Linked DNA regions of Homo sapiens: region 1 is linked to region 2. Evidence: chromatin loops called from intact Hi-C (ENCODE). Cell type or tissue: HepG2. All regions are shown on one strand. Each heading gives the region's core, and the rest is flanking DNA. Links, peaks and the distances in the headings are about the cores only.

Region 1 (10,658 bases), core at 1,474-9,473, 65 kb before region 2:
CTCAGTAGCTTCTATATGATGTTGGGCCTATGGGTGCACAGAAGGCAATAGTTGAGGTCTGGAAACCTCTGCCTAGATTTCAGAGGATGTATGGAAATGCCTGGATGTCCAGGGAGAAGTCTGCTGCAGGAGTGGAGCCCTTATGGAGAACCTTTACTAAGGCAATGTGAGGGGAAATGTGGGGTTGGAGCCCACACAGAGTCCCCACTGGGGCACTGCCTGGTGAAGCTGTGAGAAGAGGGCCACCATCCTCTAGACCCCAGAATGGTAGGTCCACCGACAGCTTGTACCATGTACCTGAAAAAGCCACAGACACTCAACACCAGTCCATGAAAGCAGCCATGGGGGCTGTACCCTACAGAGCCACAGGGGCAGACCTGCCCAAAGCCTTGGGAGCCCACCTCTTGCATCAGCATGCCCTGGATATGAGACATGGAGTCAAAGGAGATTATTTTGGAGCTTTAAGATTTAATGGCTGTTCTGCTGGGTTTCAGTCTTGCATGGGGCCTGTAGCCCCTTTGTTTTGGCCAATTTTTCCCATTTGGATCAAGAGCATTTACCCAATAAATGTACCCCCACTGTATCTTGGAAGTAACTCACTTGTTGTTGATTTTTTTTTTTTTTTTAAATACAGACAGAGTCTCACTCTGTCACCCAGGCTGGAGTGCCTGTAATCCTAGCTATTCAGGAGGCTGAGGCAGGAGAATCGCTTGAACCCAGAAGGTGGAGGTTGCAGCAAGCCGAGATCACGCCACTGCACTCCAGCCTGGCAATGGAGCGAGACTCCATCTCAAAAAAAAAAAAAAAAAAAAAAAAAGAAATACAAATTTAAACAATAGGTACAGTGGCAGTGTAGGAAGGTGGCGGTGTACCCAGCATTCAATCCCAAAATGCTTCACCACTCAGCCGCCATAGTCCCCTCAAAATCCCCTTCGTCTGCCTCTGCTGATTTCCACCCCTTGTAGTCAGCATCAGCTGTGTGACCTGAGGCTGGCCCCTGAGATGTGAGCAGATATCTGCTGACACCACCCTATCCTGCTTTCTCCTGCCTTTAACACTATGGTCGAGCTATGGCAGTCATCTTGTGATTATGAGAAAAAAGCCGGGAGAATCAGAGATGCTGCCTTGAGCTTATGACAAATGGTAGCAGCCACCTGCCTCTGGGCTTCCTATTATGTGATTCAAATTCCTATTTGCATAAGCTACAGGTAGGCAAATATTCTGTTACTTCATGATGTGGTTTGGCTGTGTCTCCACCCAAATCTCATCTTGAATTCCCACGTGTTGTGGGAGGGACCTAGTGGGAGGTAACAGAATCATGGGGGCAGAATCATGGGGGCACTTCTTTCCCATGCTGTTGTCGTGATAGTGAATAAGTCTCATGAGATCTGATGGTTTTAAAAAGATTAGTTCCCCTGCACAAGCTCTCTCTCTTTGCTTGCTGCCATCCATGTAAGACATGACTTGCTCCTCCTTGCCTTCTGCTGTGATTGTGAGGCCTCCCTAGCCATGTGGAATGGTAAGTCCATTAAACCTTTCTTTTGTAAACTGCCCAGTCTAGGGTATGTCTTTCGTTTTCAGCAGCATGAAAATGAACTAATACATTTCATTCATTTAACAGCGTGAAAATGGACTAATATACTTCATAACATTTAACATTATTTACTAAGTGCCTGCCACATTCCAGGCACTAAGAAAAAAGAAGTGAGCAAAGCAGAAAAGACCAGCTCTGGTGTGGCTTCCTTACATCTCAGAGGAAAGCATGCTTAGCCACTAGAGGTAACATTAGGTGGCTCTCCATAAGTAAAATGAATGACAATAACAACACAAAGTTATTGTAAGATATAACAGCCATATCTGATGCTAGCAAAGACATGATAAAACTTCTGTCTTCAAATACAGCAGTAAGCAAACAGGTGGCATGTACCAAAGTAGCCCGTCCCTATTCACAATTCATTCTCCTTAATTGAGGGATTCCATGTTTATGACACTAGGTATGAAACGTCATTTGAAAGCCCCTGCCACTCAGACTGCCCAGTCTATTTTAAATTTTGTCTTAGTGAAAAATGTCACTGCTAAGAGAAAAATACTTTAAAAATTAGTCACCAACTTTGCCTTTGTAGGTTTGAATTCACTAAGAGCACCCTCATACACTACAGTTGACAATAAACCATGGTTAACAATGAACTGGCCTAAGTCATGGCTCCCTGCCTTTGCCCTGGGTGACACGATGCACTCTACACATACAATTATTAAAACAAAAGACAAGAACAGCTAATGACTTTGCTATATACAATGGCTGGTTATTCAGTTTTTCAAGATACACACATGCTACTCCACTTCATAAAGTATTTCCTTATGGCTTTTATTTGAAATTTTACAAAAGGAAATAAATAACACCCATCCCTTACCTGCCCCCCAAACACTACACTGTATAAGAAAGAAATCCTTATGACATTAAAGTTGTGTCATTCGACTATTATTTCAAATGTTTTCATTTTATTTCTTCATTTTCATCTTATTATTATTATTTTTTAGAGTTGGAGTCTCACTCTGTTGCCCAGGCTGAAGTGCAGTGGCAATCATAGCTCAGTGCAGCCTCAAACCCTTGGGCTCAAGCAATTCTCCCGCCTCAGCCTTCCAGACTACAGGTTCAGACCCCCACATCTAATTTTTTTACTTTTTATAGAGACAGAGTCTTACTATGCTGTCCAGGCTGGCCTCAAGCTATGCTCCCACCTTGGCGGCCCAAAGTGTTGGGATTACAGGCGTGAGCCACTGTGCCTGGCCTTTATTCCTATTTTAAAACAAACATAGGGCCCATGCAAAATAAGCAAATATGTTCATTGAGTAAAATTCTTTGTTCTTGAGACTTCAATTTCCATGACACCACTGAAGAGTGCTTTTCTCCTTCACGTCATATGACTCTTCAATTATTTGGTACACAGGCTTCGTTCGATCTTAGCATTGTTCACTCCTTTTCCTGTTGTGATTTGCTTGTCCTATCTGTTGAGCAAAGTAATAACTTCCTTATCTAGGAGACTCTTGTATGGACCACGCTCTATAAATGGCCTCTGAAAATACTTCTAGTTACAAATTGGAATCCAGTTTTTCTTTTTTAATTCGAAGATGCTAACAAATCACTAAAAACAAAACGTTGTAAATATCTATCAATATATGGCTGAATAATTAAATAATGATATATCCATTCATCTGAATAACACTCTTTTTCTTTTTTTTTTTTAAGATCTGCAAAGAAAGTAGTTCGCATACAATTAGGTAGAGGTAAAAAAGCAAGCTACAGACCAGATATACTATGATTCAGTTTCATTTTTTTAAAAAGCTGGATACATTTATGTACATAATTGTGTTTTCTGCCCATTTTTATATGTGCAAAATAGTTCATAGAGAATACCAAACTGTTAATGGTTGATTCTTTGGATACTAGAGAAGTTATATCATTTTATATACTTTTTTATCCTTTGACTTTCTCACTGTGCACATAAATGACTTACGTAATTTAAATTTTTTTTTTTTTTTTGAGACGGAGTCTCACTCTGTCGTCCAGGCTGGAGTGCAGTGGTGCAATCTCAGCTCACTGCAACCTCCGCCTCCTGGCAGGAGAATCACTTGAACCCACACCCGGCTAACTTTTATATTTTTAGTAGAGATAGGGTTTCACCATGTTAGCCAGGCTGGTCTTGAACTCCTGACCTCAGGTGATCCACCCGCCATCAAATAAAACTACCTAGCATAACTGCTGGCTCATATGACATAAATTTGATTAACCAGGCTTTACTTTACAATAGATATTCTAACCTCAAACCAAAGGGTCTCTCTGCAAATGATGTCTGGGAGGAATGACTGGGCCAAGTCCACAATGAGAACACAGGAGCTGTGTCAAAAGCCCTCTTTGCCAGCTCAAAGGAAAAAGGCACACCACATGATTCATATGCCCTTTCACAGCATTTTGCAATAAATTAATTAAAACCTTAGAAAAAAATTGTACAAAATCCTGAAATCCACTTCTATTGATCTCCACATCAAAATACAAATTTTAAACGTATATGATTAAAAAAAAAGTATGCTGTCTCACTTTTGTCTCAGGGAAAAGTTGCCTTTTATGAATTCTTGTTTGTTTGTTTGTTTTGAGAGAGAGAGAGAAAGTCTTACTCTGTCACCCAGGATGTGGAGTGCAGTGATGCAATCTCGGCTCACTGCAACATCCACCTCCCAGGCTCAAGCAGTCCTACCACTTCAGCCTCCCAAGTAGCTGGGAACATAAGGTGCATACCACCATGCCTGGCTAATTTTTGTATTTTTTGTAGAGAAGGGGTTTCACCCATGTTTCCCAGGGTGGTCTCAAACTCCTGAGCTTAAGCAATCCATCTGCCTCAGCCTCCCAAAGTGCTGGGATTACAGGCATGAGCCACCATACCTGGTGCCTTTTATAAATTTTGTGATAAAATTAAATCCTTTGCCTATCAAGATACTTTAAGCAAAAACATATACCTGGCAAAATTATGAAACTGTTGTTTATTCTGGTTTGTAGTTCCACTATAAATCAGTACACCACATCACATTGAGTTGGGACAGTCATTTTCAAAACTCAGACAAGGAATCAGAGAGAAATGAAACCTCGACAGACTAACAACAGTAAATCACTGTGTCCACCATGGCAGCTACCCGTGGTGGGAGGTGCCACCTCTGCTGTCACCACAGAGTGCTTCTGCAGAACCCAGGGACACACTGGGATCCACTCTGGTCTGTGTCATATCCTTCTTTTGTGAGATTTCAATTATGCCACTAATTGGCCATAATTTAAGGTTAACTTACTTTGATGTCTTCAAAAAGTTATATTTTTAAACAGTAAGTTTATTTTTCAAGTGATTTGTTAAACAATAATATAACTATACCTGTGCAGGATACCTATGATGCAGGCATTTTTTTTTTTTTTTCCATTAGAAAATGAGCAGATTATTAGGCCGGGCACGGTGGCTCACGCCTGTAATCCCAGCACTTTGGGAGGCCAAAGCAGGTGGATCACGAGGTCAGGAGATCAAGACCATCCTGGCTAACACGGTGAAACCCCATCTCTACTAAAACTACAAAAAATTAGCCGGGCGTTGTGATGGGCGCCTCTAGTCTCAGCTACTCAGGAAGCTGAGGCAGGAGAATGGTGTGAACCCGGGAGGTGGAGCTTGCAGTGTGTTGAGATCACCCCACTGCACTCCAGCCTGGGCGACAGAGTGAGACTCCGTCTCAAAAAAAAAAAAAAAAAAAAAAAAAGAAAAACGAGCAGATTATTTTTCTTTAAACAATGTATGTAAGTTCAATTTTATTACCAATCTTCTATAGAAACAAAATTACATGGTTAATTATTTGCTAGTTAAGCATAGAAATTACTTTCTTGTGCTATATGAATTAGAGCCTGGCAATCTGCTAAAATAAAAATAAAATAGAAAAAGATGAGATTACTCTGGCTAAACCATTTTAGATACTTGAATCTCTTAAAGCACACTTCTCTCTCAGTAACTATGTTAATATGTACTAAATAAGACAGTAGAACTGATTAGCTGTTCTACTGTCTTATTTGCAATTAGAATTCACTTGTTGGAGAAGTCTGAGTTACACTTACTTTCACAAATATGAATTTAGCTATGAAAACTAAGTTAAATTTGCAAAGACTCATTGAAGGCAAGTCACTAAAAAGGTTTCACTTGAATTAAGAGAGGAAATGTAAAAAATTAGAGATAATAATCTTAAGAGGCAGTGCACACTACTTAGCTTCCATTTCCAGGTGGCTTTAGAGTCTTGCTCATCAGAAACAGTTGTAACCATTTAAATTGTACACAAAAACTTGACACAGCTGAATTGCATAATGTGAATTAGCTTTAAGTTAAGAAAAAAAAGAAGCCACAATGTATGTGTGTGTGCACGCACATGCAAAAAAAGACAACCTGAAATCCCATGAGAACCTTTAGTAAAATATTGGCAGTGTCATGTTTTACAGCAAGTAGAACATGCCTTGGATGATGGAAAACACACCATGGTATCCATGAAGTCAGCATAAGAAAAAACTATTTACTGATCAGGCTGCTACTTAAATTATGCTTTAAGTTAAAGTAAAACGTATAAGGTGTTTATGCATTATTTTAAAATGATTTCCTATTATAATCAATTTTTCTTCCTTTTTTTTAGATTAATCAGCCACTGTACAGTCCCAATTTCCTCAAATTAGGACATTTATTACAGCATGTTGTGTTGCAGAACGTCATGAAATTTTAAGATAGATATACGGGACTGACAGATCGTCATCTAATACTTAAGGCCTCTACCAGTTTGGATGTTCCTGACCAGCAGGGGTCTCAAGTTTAGATCTGCACTTTGACATTAATACAAGAAGCTTGTATTGAGAGCTTTAATTGACAGATCTATAAAAACAGCCATCACACTTACAGTGCTGCTGTGGTCCCTGGGCCACAGCTTCTCTTTTCTGAGGACTGGGGAGCAGCACTGTGGGCCCACACACTTACCCACTCTCTCAACTGCATGGTATGCAGTTTCCCCCCCAATTTTATCATCTATTTTTATGTTTTTTCATTTTTACTACTTTATCCTAATTTTTCTCACCTGTTCATTTCTGTCAATCGCTTTGACAGAAATAAACAGAAAATATACTAATTCTCTGACAATTTTCAAAGTTCTAGAAACAGCTAACACTGTGTACTAGATAGACATTCTAACAACTTCCCAGGCATGAATTCATTCAGTTCTCACAATTACCTTATGAGATAGAAGCTATTATTGTCCCCATTTTACAAATAGAGAAAACAGAGAGGTTTAGTAACTTAGCTAAAGTTGTTCAGCTAGCAAGTGGTAAAGTCATATTTCTAATCCAGGCAGTCTGTTTTATGCCTCTGTACTTAAACACTATGGTATACTGCCTTTCTAGTTAAGGAAAATCTGATCTGAATTCTGTGACTATATTAAATTACAGTCAAGGAATTAAAGAGTCTTTCTTACATATAACAGTTACAATTATAACATTATTTTGTAAAAAAAATAGATATATAGTAAGGAGTAAAAAGAAAATTTATTACATTGCCTCTATTAGCACCTTATGCAAGTTTTATTCTTTGAAACAGGGCTACAGTATATATCTATTAGTACTCTATAAATTTCATTTTGTCACCATGAAAGACTGGATGTCCTCCAAATTATTTTAAATTAATATGGCTTTACTTGTTAAATTTTGAGTAATGACCCCTTTATTAAGGTTTCAGTACTGAAATTTCAAATTTATTATTCTAATTCAGAAACCAACCTTACCTGAAATTTGTAATAAAACATATAATTAATAGGAGTCTGATCTGAGAGTTATGAATAGGTTTAAATAAAAAAAATTTAGGGTGAGTATCTCAGCTAGCCAATTGCAGTCTTTAAAATCAAGATATTATATGATGTGGCAAGGCATAGTGGCTCACACTTGTAATCATAGCACTTTGGGAGGCTGAGGTATGAGGATCACTTGAGTCCAAGAGTTCAAGATCAGCCTGAGCAACAAAGTGAGACCCTGTCTCTACAAAAAATTTAAAAATTATCTGGGTGTGGTGGTGCACACTTGTAGTCCCAGTTATTCAGGAGGCGGATGCAGGAGGATTGCTTGAGCTTAGGAGTTCAAGGCCGCAGTGCACTATGATCACACTACTGTGCTCCAGCCTGGGTGACAAAGTGAGACTTTTTCTCAAAAAAAAAAAAAAAAAAAAGATATTCCACATTTGTAGACTTTTCCTGACATAAGCTGAGCTGCATGTCATCATATCTGATGGCAAGACTATTTTGGAGAAGAGAGGGTAAAAGTTATAAGGAACTTAAAAAAAAAAAACCCAGGAAACTTACATACCACACACTGTAATAAATTATATGTATATAAAACATGTATATTTGTATATATTGTACATGTATAATTATATTTTATATATAATATGTATATAATTATATGTGTACATATGTACATACTGCATATAATACTGGTTGAATCCTCACAACCCCTTGACACAGATAGTATCACCACTTCACCGAAGAATCTGAGGTTCAAAGAGTAGCCTGACAAAGGTGACGCATTTATTCGCCTGAAAGCCAGGATGTGCAGCCAGAGTCTGCTGACTCCAGAGCTCTTTCTGCCACAAAATGCTGCTTATTGGGACCAAAATGCTTCTCTGTGGACTATCATCTATGGTACAACCTAACTAAAGGGCACCACGCTGGATGCCCTGACTGCAGAGAAATTATACATAATAGTAGCCAGATGTAAAAGAAAGTCAGCAAGATGAGTCTTTGAATGTTTTACTTGTAATAAACTGTTATCATAAGCTCCTGATATTTTGATATTTTTATCAAGATGGTACTTTCGGTGAGTGTGGAGGGAGAAAGCCAATAGGTGACCATGCACTCTTTCTATTTTTCTTGGTAATTACTGAATGGTATACTCAGTAACGGGAACCTACATTCACGGCATCAACACACTGACGTGGGCGAGGATAACTTCTTTCCAGATAAAAGCATCAGGTCATTTGCCTTAGTCGACTAACTCTTAACTTAATTAAAAGCCCGACTTTGGGATTGGGAGATAGAATCTGACATTTCTTTGGAACTTCTAAAGCTACCTCTGGGAAGTTTTCCAAGCAGATCATTTGATTTTGCAGTCACTTTGTGTTACAGCCAATCCAGATATTTATGAGATAAGCCCTTCACACTATCCTCTGAACCAACAATCTCCTTGTCCCACAAGTCCCTGAATATCTTGCTCCTAGAGTCTTTCAGCTGTTACCAGCAAGGGCGAGTTCAGGTCTGAGGCCTCTGACTAACACGGAGTCACTCCTCATGCCTAGTTGGGGTTATAATGTCACCTCAAACCCAATTTAGACAGCTGGCTAATCACCTGTCAAACAAATTCAAATACTTGGCCTCAGGAAAGGATCAACCACTGCCAACTAATAAAAAGATACAAAAATAAATGCTGGCTGGGCATGGTGGCTCACGCCTGTAATCCTAGCACTTTGGGAGGCTGAGGAGGGTGGATCATGAGGTCAGGAGATCAAGATCATCCTGGCTAACACAGTGAAACCCCGTCTCTACTAAAAATACAAAAAAATTAGCCGGGTGGGGTGGTGGGTGCCTGTAGTCCCAGCTACTCGGGAGGCTGAGGCAGGAGAATGGCGTGAACCCAGGAGGTGGAGCTTGCAGTGAGCTGAAATAGTGCCACTGCACTCCAGCCTGGGTCACAGAGCGAGACTCTGTCTCAAGAAAAAAAAAAAAAGCTAAACAGGCATGTGGTTCTTACACAAAGTCAAATTTTCTAAATTAAATTACCTTGTCATAACGTATACTACATTATGGTAATAAAAATGAATAAAAGAATTGGCTTTACATGCTAGAGAAATTTCCATTTGGAATATTCGAGATGCTATATTGCAAAGAAACAAAATATTACTGTAATTAAAGGCTAAGAAAGAGCTCACAGAGCTTCACTAATGTTTCCCCCATCCCACCAACCTGACTGGGCAGTCACAGATAGATTCACCTCCTCTAGCCACAGTCTTGGGATAATGTTACACTCTTTGGTATAAAGTCTGTACTATTAACTTCCTGCCAAATCCAACTACTTTACTCTCATTTTCTTCCAAAACCTTATCCAAGCCACATTCAACTCCTGGAAGACAGTCATCCCTAGCCTAACAAGTGTGTCCATCTAATCAGCCCTGCTGAAAGTCATCATTTAATCGCAAAGACCAAATACAAATTCCCTTTGGTGGTCTGCAGTCACCACACTACCTCCCATTATGCCCAGCTGGCAAGTGACCACAGACCATGTGCCCCGAGAAGCTGGCCCAGGTTTTTAGCCAGGCTCAGCCTTCACACTGAGAATGGCCTGACTCGCTCTCCTGCATCCCTCAAGCTCTTTCAAGTCCAGTTTAATGCCAGCTCCCAATCACTGTGGACTCACCTGGGGTGGGCTAGTTTTCTGTCCATTCTAGAATCCTAAGGGCACATTTCTATTCCCTTTATAAGGTTCATCTCCTTATAGTTATCCACAACTTTGAAAATAGGCAACTACCTCAACTCGAATGATGTAAATCCATACCTTGATAGTATTAGCTAAAAAATGGGTGACACTAATTGTTGTGTGTGCCACTTTTACTTTTATCATTGCATTATAATTCTCACAACAGTACCATAGAAGTAGATATAATCATCCCATGTTACAGCAGAGAAACTGAATGTAAGATTTCATAACATTTACCAACTATTACTCTCCTCACCCCTTGACACCTCTAGGAATGTGTACTGGGCAGGTGGAGCTTTGTGAGAGCAGGGAGGCATACAGTAGTGAGAAGCACCCCAGTCTGAAGTCAAAAGGCTGAATTTCAAGTCCAGGCCCCGCATCTTAATGGCCATGGGACTTTGAGGAGGATGCACAGCAGAATGGTCTAAGGCAAGAGGGGTTGCATTCTGGTGCCAGGTTCAACAAAATTTGTCAGACTGCTCCAGCAAATGCTTCTTATGACCCACGGCTAAATTGGCTGCGACCTTGATCCTTGAACCTGAGTTCTCATTCCATTTTTGGCACAGCACTAATTCGCCTCTCAGGATCT
Region 2 (10,658 bases), core at 887-8,886:
ACTACGGAGAAAGCTGCTTGGATGCTGACCTTTGGCAGTCCCAAGAAAACAGCTGGTTCTCCCCCAGGTCATTATATAATACAATAAAGCTCACCAGCTAAACACCCCCTACATATACACACACAAAAGATGCCAAAGAGATTCATGGTGCACTACTCTTACATTTGAATAAATAGTCAAGGATCATTAGACATTTAAAGAAGACCTCAATTATAAAAAATCTGGGTGGTGGTGGGGAGATTCACACAGAACCACCCCTATACACACTCACACACACCTCTTTAAAAAACCTCAAAAAAAGCAGATCTAATGCATGGACAAAAAAAAAATTGTTTAAAACCATAATTTGTATCCTCACAGAAGTATGAGAAAATATAGTGCCCATAAAATAAGAACTGGAGCAGCCAGTAGATTAGAACAAGATGTTAGAAATGAAAACCATCATGGCTCTGAAATAATTTTGATTAGAAAAGCTTAAAAAATAAAGTAAGGAAATCTCTCAGAAAGTCAAACATGTAAAACTTTAAAAGTCAGGAAGTTATTCTAAGAGGTTAAACATCTGACTAGTAGGTTAGAGAAAACAGAGAAAATCCAGGATGCAGGTGGGTAGTAATTCTTAAAGCAACAACAACCAAAAAGCCCTGGAACTGAAGAGCATCGTTTCCACCAAATGGGTCTCTACCTTGTTAATGTGAAAAAAGTTACTAAAGCAGACCATTATGAAATTTCAGAATACCTAGAAAAAAGAACACATGCATAAACTTTTGAATGTTTTTTAGGTCACATATAAAGGACCTAGAGTAATAATAGTCAATTTTAAAAAGCCCTCATCATGTGCCAGCCACTTTTCTAAATGGCTATAGTAACCACTGAATCCTTACAACAAATCCCATATGAGGAAAGTATTATTTATAAATCCATTTCACAAATGAGAAAATCATAGTACAGTCTGGTACACAAGGGGGATGGTTGCAGGACTGTGCACGTATACCCAAATTCTCACATACTCAAATCCCGCAGTCAGCCCACAAGAACTTAAGCATACAAACGTTGATTTTGTGTATAATCCTCTCCATATAAACATGGATTTTGCATCCCAGAAATACTGTATTTTTGATCCGTATTTGATTGAAAAAATTCCACATATAAGTGGATCCACAAAGTTCAAACCATGATAGTCAAGGGACAACTATAAAGATAAATTAGATAATATATTTAAAGTCATGGCATTACTAAGTGATGGAGCTAGAACGTAAACTGAGTCTAGCTCCGGGGCCTGAGCTCTTAACTACTATGCTTCTAAAAACTCTGGAAATGTGAAGACAAAATTCTGAAGAAAACTACCTAGAAATCTGTACCCAGCCAAACTATCAAGTGTGAAAGCAATTAAGACATTTACAGAGATTAAAAGTCTTATACTTTATGACTTACAAATACTTTCTTAGGAAGATACTGGAGATTATGTTCCAACAAAAAGGAGTTTAACCAAAAAAATACAAGATTCCATAAACGACACGTGGAATAAATAGGGGGCAAAGAGAATTCCCAAGATGATGATTAAAAGGAAGTTCAGGAAATCACCTGGGCAGCAGGCCCACTGAGCAACCAATCCAGAGAGCAGAAGGATGACAAAGGACTCTCAGATGGAGGTGTTCAGGAAAAAAACAAAAACAAAACAAAACAAAAAAATGAACTGATAAACCATCTAATTGGTTTGAATGTATGAAATTATGCTGAAGATGTAGGAAGGTTTTGCAATAGATAAACTAAACCACTGGGGGGGAAATTTTTATCATGAGGAGAAAAGAGTTAAATAATGAAGGAATACAATCATAGTACCCTACTTGGCTCATCTGGGAATAACAGTGACATAGTTTAAACAGTGTAAACACTGAATAATAACCAATATTTGTGATACAGTAATACTGGAATGATTAGATGATAGGGCAAAGCTGGGTTGAGTGACTATGAAAGAAAGAGAAGAGTGCTAAATCTCAGCCTAACGAGATGGGAATGAAGTCAATAGACAAAATCCTAAAATTGATTCATCAAAAAAATAATAGTATGAGCCTTTGTTAAGTGGCCAGGACAACAGGTGGGGGGAGGGGGGGAGACAGGAGTTAGAACATTGCTATTTTTCATTCTTAGCATTTACCAATATGTATAACTATTACAGTGATAAAAAATTAACTCACACTACTGAGCTTTGGTATAAAAATAGATAAGCCAGTTTAGGTGAAATGAAATTCTGACCTAAATATAAAACAAAAGTTTCATTTCTGCCTCTTTGCTAGAAAGGTTCCTTATTCAAAATAAGAATTCCTAAGACATTTAAAAGAAGAGCTGTTCCTCGGCTGGGCGCGGTGGCTCACGCCTGAACCCCAGTACTTTGGGAGGCCGAGGCGGGCGGATCACGAGGTCAGGAGATTGAGACCATCCTGGCTAACACGGTGAAATCCCGTCTCTACTAAAAATACAAAAAATTAGCCAGGCGTGGTGATAGGTGCCTGTAGTCCCAGCTACTCGGGAGGCTAAGGCAGGAGAATGGCATGAACCCAAGAGGCAGAGCTTGCAGTGAGCCGAGATTCAACCACTGCACTCCAGCCTGGGAGACAGAGTAAGACTCTGTCTGAAAAAAAAAAAAAAAGAAAAGCTGTTCCTCAAATCCCTTCAGTTTACAATAACTGGCTACAATTAAGAGTTAGGCTCATGTGTACATTATCATAGTATCATGGTGACTGATGTCTGTTACTTCTTTAAGACTATTATTTCCATAATTGATTAAGCATAGCCAGTGCTGTCAACTGTCAGTTATCCACATTGGTGAAAAAATGCACTGAATTGAATGGTAATTTTTACACTCACATTTGATTTTTTGACAATTCTATTTGAATATGAGAGTCTTCTTATGGTCTTGGAATACGGCCCAAACCAAAAGCACTGTCTTCTTTCATGCCACAAACATTTATTACTATTGTTTATAATCATGACTATGTATGTCTGGTCCCACCTGTCGATCCCGCTTTGCTTTCCACTACTCTCCAACACTTCACCAAACTCTTCCATGTCCAAAACACACACATACCACAGTCATTCATAACTCTGTTTAAGGGTGCCTCTTCCCTTCACCTTTTTGAAGCAGTGTCTTATAGATAGAAAAACACACAGACACAAATTCAAATCTCAGATCTGCCATCATCTGGCTCTGCAACCTCAGACAATTTCATTAACATCTCAGAACCTCAGGTTCCCCAACTGTACAGCAAGGATATTAATACAAAGCTGTAGAGAGATGTTATGAGGGCTACACTAAATAATGGACATAGCACACACACACAAATTACAGGAATATATATGGCAATTGTCATCAGCAAAGACAACATTATATCCATGCAAACAATATCCACCCTCTGACACACGATAGACGATCCATCTGGGCAGGAACAGTGCCTTTTTCACCACTGTAGAGCCAAAGCCCAACAGAGTCTAGCCTAGAGCGAGCTCTCAAATGTTTACGGAACCGAAATGAACATTAAGGTCCAGCTCACTCCCTGACTCTGCAGGAAGCTTCCCTGACCACACTGGTCCACAGTGCTTCATCCTCTGACCTACTATAGCACTCTGCAGTACATCAGAACAGTACAACATCTGCCACCCATTTCTTCAGACTTGGTCTAAAAAAAGAAGACAGACTCACCAGGACAATGACGTTAATTATGGCTATAGTCAGGGAATGTAAGAATATTTTTTAAATACCTAGTTGACTTCATTCACACACTACTCCACCCTTCCAGTCCCACTATGCAGATCCTTTCTCTCAGTGTTCCCACTGAGGAAATCCTTCGTGATAAAGCTGGCAGATAAAAGCGGAACATCCATCAAATTCTAGTAAGTGCATTTTATCGGTTTAAATTCCTTTCCAGGGTAAAAAACTAGGTAAGTTTCCACTATTCATTTCGCTCAATACAGTAAATTTACCTGCAAAAAGTACAGTTAAGTCCTCACTTAACTTCAAGGATAGGTTCTTAGAAGCTGAACTTTAAGCAAAAATGACCTGCATATGAAAACAATTTTACCTTAAGCTAACTGATATAAACAAGAAAAAAGATCCTACGTATATACTACATACTAAGTGTTGTTTCACCTAAAGCTGCAGTTTCCAAGAACTTAACAATATTGAGGACTTACTGTATAGAAAAGTCTGAGGGGTTGTGGTTTTGCAATTCATATCTCTTAACATTATATGGTTTTGAAACCTGCCATGCAGATCACTGAATCCACAAACATTCAACCATGATGTAGCCCTGAGCTTCTCAGTCCCTATTACCAGCTACAGATGATCCCAAGGAGGGCTTTTCTCCACCAACTATGCCCTCTCTGTATTCAATGCACCTCCGGGAGTGGGGCAGCCCTCCTGTAATGGAATACCTAAAGGTACTACCTAGGAAGGAAACAAGGTAGATGTGGTCACCTAGCATGCTACAATATGCTCACATGAACAGAAACGTTGCTTTACCAGAAGAGTTGCATAAAATGAGTCATTAATGCTGAGTCACTAATAAATTATCTCTAACTCAGGTCATGAACACATGATTATGTAACTTTTCAAACGACTACAACCACATGCTGAATACATTAAGCACAGAAACAGTCATATCTGAGCACCTGCATAAGTCAAATTATTAAGGCAGCACCCTAGTTTAACCATCTGCCATGGAAACTAATAAAAAGTGTAGCATGCTCAGATGGATAAAATCCCCATTACAAACCACAAACATTTCACAGTATAGTCAAAAGGCGCACAGAACATCACTGCCTGTCCAACAAGGGCAATTTTGTTCCAGGGCAGGAAAAAATGCATAGGTCCTTGTCCTTGTCAGCCAGGTTCCAACAGCATCTGACAAGGTGAGTACAGTCACATGCTTAGGTTGGGGCTGGGGAACGAAGTGTCCTTCATCTCTCTCAGAAATGCCTCTCTAAAGCCAGAATGTGGCTTAATCTTCTTGCACCACTGAGAAAAGCACGCGCTAAACGTGCTAAATCCTAAGTATTTCTCAAGGCCCTGCTCAAAGATCATCTTCACCACACAATCTCTAGGAAGCCTCATTCTTCATTCTTTGAACAATTGAAAGCTTGCTTTCTCTTCCTAATGGAAATGCAAATAGAGGAAGGCGAAGTCCACGTTTCACCCTCATGCTAGACTGTAGATTCCATGAGGTATAAGCTGGGACTTCTCTTGCCCCCCGACAGTGGCAAATACACGCAGCACCTGGCACACAACAGAGATGCAGTAAATACCTGCTAAAAATTAATGCATGTGTTTTCAAATCTAAACTGAGGAACAAAAATCAACAAACACTGTTTCTAACCTCATGAGTCAGAACAGTAACTGAATTTCCAGGTACTAAGTGGTATTGTAAGGACTGGAAAGTAATATACTTAAGTATATTACTTTAAGTACAAAGGGTATAGAGTACTTTACTATTTCATCACTTATATACCATTTTCACAGCCCTTCCAAAAACATATTATCTCAGGTTCTACAACTCTGATAGAAGAGAATTATTATTTTCAACTTACTACTGACTTGAGTAAACTAATGAATGACTTGGACAGGTAAAGCTAGAACTTCTTGGAATCAAGATATGGAAAAACAGAAACAGAAAGGAAAAAAGAACAGGCCATCACTAAAGGAAATAAAACAGCCCTCCATTATATCCACCATTATAATACCTTAGTTGGTCACAAATCTACTAAAAGTCACTTTCTATGTAGAATTTATGAGAGATAAAAGAGCTGCAGTGAGTTTTTGCTGGCTTTAATCCAAAATGAGTCAACTTTTCCCACTAAAACTGTTGTACAGATTAAGTACTTTAAATACTGTATAAATGTTTCAAAATAAAATGGTTTTCTAACCTCTCTGAATGTTGAGAAAGTTGGTCATCACTATGCACAGTGAGGTGGACACAGAACCTGGCTTGCCAGTCCCCAGTGGCTCTGGGCCTTCTTCAGGAGAGGGTGAATCAGACAATGGTACTAGGAGGGTCTTTCAACTGCAAGGGAGACCATTCTTACAATCTAGAAATTCCCATCCTTTTTGGAATTAAGATGTGTCATACAATGTTTTTAGGAAAAAGAAAAGTACTTTAGAAGTAAATTTTTATAATATTTTTAAAACACTTAAAAAACTTAACATAGATTGTTGAGTCCTCCACAATAGAAAAATAGTAGAGTTTAAGTCAAGAGATTCATGAGGAGGTTTATGCTAGGCATGGTGGTGAAGTGAGCACGTTTCAGATATTATCTGGAAGTCAGATACAGTGGGAGGTCTTGCTAATAACAAGACTTGGGGACAAGGGAAGCGCAGGGAGATTCCTGAGTTGAGAGCTGAACTGACTGGCTGGTCTTGGGCCATCTACTAAAATGGGGAAACAGTGCATGGAACTGATCTGAGGTTCAAGGGGCGGGGGGAAATGAGTTCTGTCTGGGTGACCGATAGTCTGCGAGGCCTGACTGGTGTCCACTTTTGTATCTCATATATCAAGTTGGAGAATGAAGTCTGGAACTAGAAGGAGATGGCAGACAGAGAGAGGTATCTGGAGTCATAGCATGTAGGGAGATTTAAAGCCAACATAGAGAGGAAATACAGAAAAATATGCATGCCTGGTGCCCGTTAACATTTAAAGATGAGGCAAAAAAAAGGCAGAGCCAGCAAAGAAAGGCGGAAAGCAGAGGCCAGAACAGTAACAGGAAAACCAGGAGAGCCTGGTGTCCTGGACAACATTTCAATTCTACTGATGCTACTGAGACATCAAGTGCAGTTTAAAAACAAAAACAAAACACCAAAAACCTATGAGTTTAGCAATGTGTGGTCATTGAGGAGTTCATTTCAGTAGAATAAGGAAAGAAAGCACACTGAAGTGGGCCAAAAAGTTAAAGAAAATTTTTTTAAAAAATAAATAAATAATTGATATTCTAAACAATGAGAGGTGAGGAAGTTAAGAATGACAGGGTACATTGATCTTCCAATAAGTTTTACCAAACGAGGCAAGCAGATAACTATAATAAAGCATGATCAGCGCAACCAGAGAAGTCTGTTAAGTGTACAACAGGGACAAGGGGCAGGGTCAGAGAAAGCATATCGGAGAAGATGTACCCAATCCAAGAAATCAGGTGAGACCATTGCTACAGTAGTCGTGTCCTTATAACAAAACGAATTCCAGCAACTACACATAGCTGCCTGCTTATTCTCAAGTCAAAAAAATCCTGTTAGCCGGGCATGGTGGCTCAGGCCTGTAATCCCAGCACTTGGGGAGGCTGAGGCGGGTGGATCACCTGAGACCAGGAGTTTGAGACCAGCCTGGTCAACATGGCAAAATCCCGTTTCTACTAAAAATACAAAAATTAGCTGGGTGTGGTGGCGGGCACCTGTAATCATAGCTACTCAGGAGGCTGAGGCAGAAAAATGGCTTGAACCTGGGGGGCGGAGGTTGCAGTGAGCCAAGATTACGCCATTGCACTCCAGCCTGGGCAACAAAGTGAGACTCTGTGTAAAAAAAAAAAAAAAAAATTCCTGTTAAATGACAATCAGTACAAATAACCTTGATTAATTTGCACGACATCTACAATATCTGTAAGAAATTGTTTCATAGAATAAAAACATTCCCAAGTAATTATTTTCTGAAATAATCTTCATTATGGAACATAATCATTATTTTGCCTGACATACCTGCCCACCTATTGAGGACTCTTTTAAAAGAAAAACTCATCTTTCTTGAATTACTGCTTCACAGTAAAAGGACAAATAATTCTAAAAAAGCATCACTTCTCAGCCAGCCACGAAGAGTCCCCCTTGGAGTTTCAGTAGGTAAGCACACATCTATTCCTCTTCCATAACACTGCTAATCAAAGGTTTCAAAAGAGATACTGGTAAAAGGATTATTTTGTTTCCGTCCCCAAATGCCATAGAAAGTTGCTTTGGGAAAAGTTGGTTTGGCTGATCATTCATTTTTTGTGGTAGTGGTTCTTTTTTATGAAAGGTGCTTTCAGGATTGAGGGGGGCATATATTTTCACCATCTGATTAGAACCATTAACATATTTACCAAATATGAAGCTATGTATCACAGGATAAGAATTCCTCTACTATATGTTTAACTCTGGCAAATATAGCTAATACCATTTTATCACAAATTTCTAACAACAGAATACACAATGTGAGAAAGGCAAACTAGTCTCAAAGACTAGACAAACATTTATCACAGTATTTAATTTCAGATTCAATTTATCTAACTGAATACATTTATAATTCCAAAACTGTTAAGATTTGTTAAATACTTACATAATATAAAACAGATTTTACATACTAGCTGAGGGTGAAATAAATTATCTTTCATTCAGATTTTTTTCCTTTTTAATTCAGTTGTGAAATTAGCAGACGACTAGATCTGACCCCTTCAATTTAGTTAGTTCCGTGGCCAGAAATAAAATCTTGCAATGGTTCTTTCAGTAGTGTTCTTAAGGGATGGCCGGTGGGGACACAGGGTTTTTCTGCTTCTTGTGGTAGAAGGGAGTGAAGATAAGGTAAGGGCAGAGATGAGTTAAATGTCAGCCTTCCCGGAAATGAAAAACCAAATTAAATAAAACCCAAGGTTTCTTTTGATGATTCCCTTAAATGAAGACACAAGTTCACAACCCCTGATTGAGAATCCTTAGAGACAAGTATTTTGAATTCAGAATTTTTTAAATCTTAGCAAAGTCCTACAAGGGGAGCTCCTGTCAATTATCTAGTGCCACCCACAGGTCTGGGCAGCCCCCATAATAAAACACAGTATTTCTGCAGCTGAAGTGATGGAATAACAACAACCAGCGGCTTCACATCAGTCCAGGCCAGGTCTTGCCATTGAAACAATTATACAAAAACTTGCTATTTTCAGAGCCCTTAGATTTAACAATCGTGAGCTGGGCACAGTGGCTCTCACCTATAATCCCAGCACTTTGGGAGGCTGAGGTGGGCGGATCACTTAAGTTTAGGAGTTTGAGACCAGCCTGGGCAACACAGCAAAACCCTGTCTCTACCAAAAAAAAAAAAAAAAAAAAAAAAAATTTGTAACTAGCTGAACATTGTGGCATATGTCTGTAGTCCCACCTACTTGGCAGGCTGAGGTGGGAAGATCACTCAAACCCAGGAGGCAGAGGCTACGGTGAGCGGTGATTGTGCCACTGCATTCTAGCCTGGGGAAGAGAGCGAAGCTCTGTCTGAAAAAATTAAATAAAAAAAAAAGATATAACAATTGAGGATAAGGGATTGAGGACTTGTATTTAACACAAGTTATAGACTTGTATTTAACACAAGTTATAAGAAAATAAAGTTGTAGGAAAATGTTAGACCCCTAGATTCCAGTTCTCCTCCATACAAGCTGCATGAATTTAGGCAGGTTATTTAACATCTTTAAAGCCTGAGTTTTCTTCCCTATAAAATGGAAATAATGATATCTTCCCATGAGTCTGCTGTAAACAACATGAGGTAAGATGTCTGAAACCACGTCAGGCACTGGGCAGTAGGATGACCAACTCAGTTTGCCTGGGATTTTCCAGGTATTAACACCGACAGTCCCACATCCTGGGAAGCTAGGAGAGTTGGTCACTCTACTTGACAGGCATTCAGTAAATGGAACATATTCTTTTCTTTGCGGTGGGTGGGGGAGAGTAGAGGCAGGGTCTCACTATGTTACCCAGGCTGGTCTTGAACTCCTAAGCTCAAGCAATCTTCCCGCCTCAGCTTCCCAAAGTGCTGGGATTACAAGCATGTGCCACCATGCCCAGCCAAATGGAACAGATTCTAATATGAGGAACAGAAATTAACTAAAAGTAAAAATGCATCAGAGTGAACAGGCAACCTATAAAATGGGAGAAAATTTTTGCAATCTACCTATCTGACAAAGGGCTAATATCCAGAATCTACAAAGAACTTAAACAAATTTACAAGAAAGAAACAAACAACCCCGTCAAAAAGTGGGCAAAGGATATGAACAGACACTTCTCAAAAGGGGACATTTATGCAGCCAAAAGACACATGAAAAAATGCTCATCATCACTGGTCATCAGAGAAATGCAAATCAAAACCACAATGAGATACCATCTCACACCAGTTAGAATGGTGATCATTAAAAAGTCAGGAAACAACAGGTGCTGGAGAGGATGTGGAGAAATAGTAACGCTTTTACACTGTTGGTGGGAGTGTAGACTAGTTCAACCATTGTGGAAGACAGTGTGGTGATTCCTCAAGGATCTAGAACTAGAAATACCATTTGATCCAGCCATCCCATTACTGGGTATATACCCAAAATCATGCTACTATAAAGACACATGCACACATATGTTTATTGCGGCACTATTCACAATAGCAAAAACTTGGAACCAACCGAAATGTCCATCAGTGATAGACTGGATTAAGAAAATGTGGCACATATACACCATGGAATACTATGCAGCCATAAAAAAGGATGAGTTCATGTCCTTTGCAGGGACATGAATGAAGCTGGAAACCATCATTCTCAGCAAACTATCACAAGGACAGAAAACCAAACACCGCATGTTCTCACTCATAGGTGGGAACTGAACAATGAGAACACTTGGATACAGGGCGGGGAACATCACA

What was found. Hi-C counts contacts between places; a loop is a spot of excess contacts. Peaks named below come from ENCODE experiments on the same cell type or tissue, not always from the same donor. Only the 100,000 strongest peaks of a DNase experiment are listed, where the experiment ranks them.
Region 1: a loop joins it to region 2, with 1.9 times the contacts of the local background. A loop is called at or near these places in 2 of 110 quality-filtered maps.

What each region holds. Positions count from the first base shown.
Region 1 is chr6:158,382,954-158,393,611 of GRCh38, reverse strand. All of the region lies in intron 1 of TULP4 (TUB like protein 4), which reads right to left. Among named protein-coding and RNA genes, the nearest start is that of SNORA116, 65 kb to the right of the region's middle. In HepG2, for the core only: a CTCF peak has its summit at 6,357 (motif pointing right); a DNase peak (open chromatin) is centred at 6,361.
Region 2 is chr6:158,317,345-158,328,002 of GRCh38, reverse strand. The region is part of intron 1 of TULP4 (TUB like protein 4); the gene reads right to left. It overlaps SNORA116 (small nucleolar RNA, H/ACA box 116), which reads right to left and starts at 5,021; the gene lies at 4,875-5,021. RefSeq lists enhancers at 2,550-2,599, 4,593-4,662. In HepG2, for the core only: no CTCF peak of the experiment used is centred there; DNase peaks (open chromatin) are centred at 4,562 and 5,052.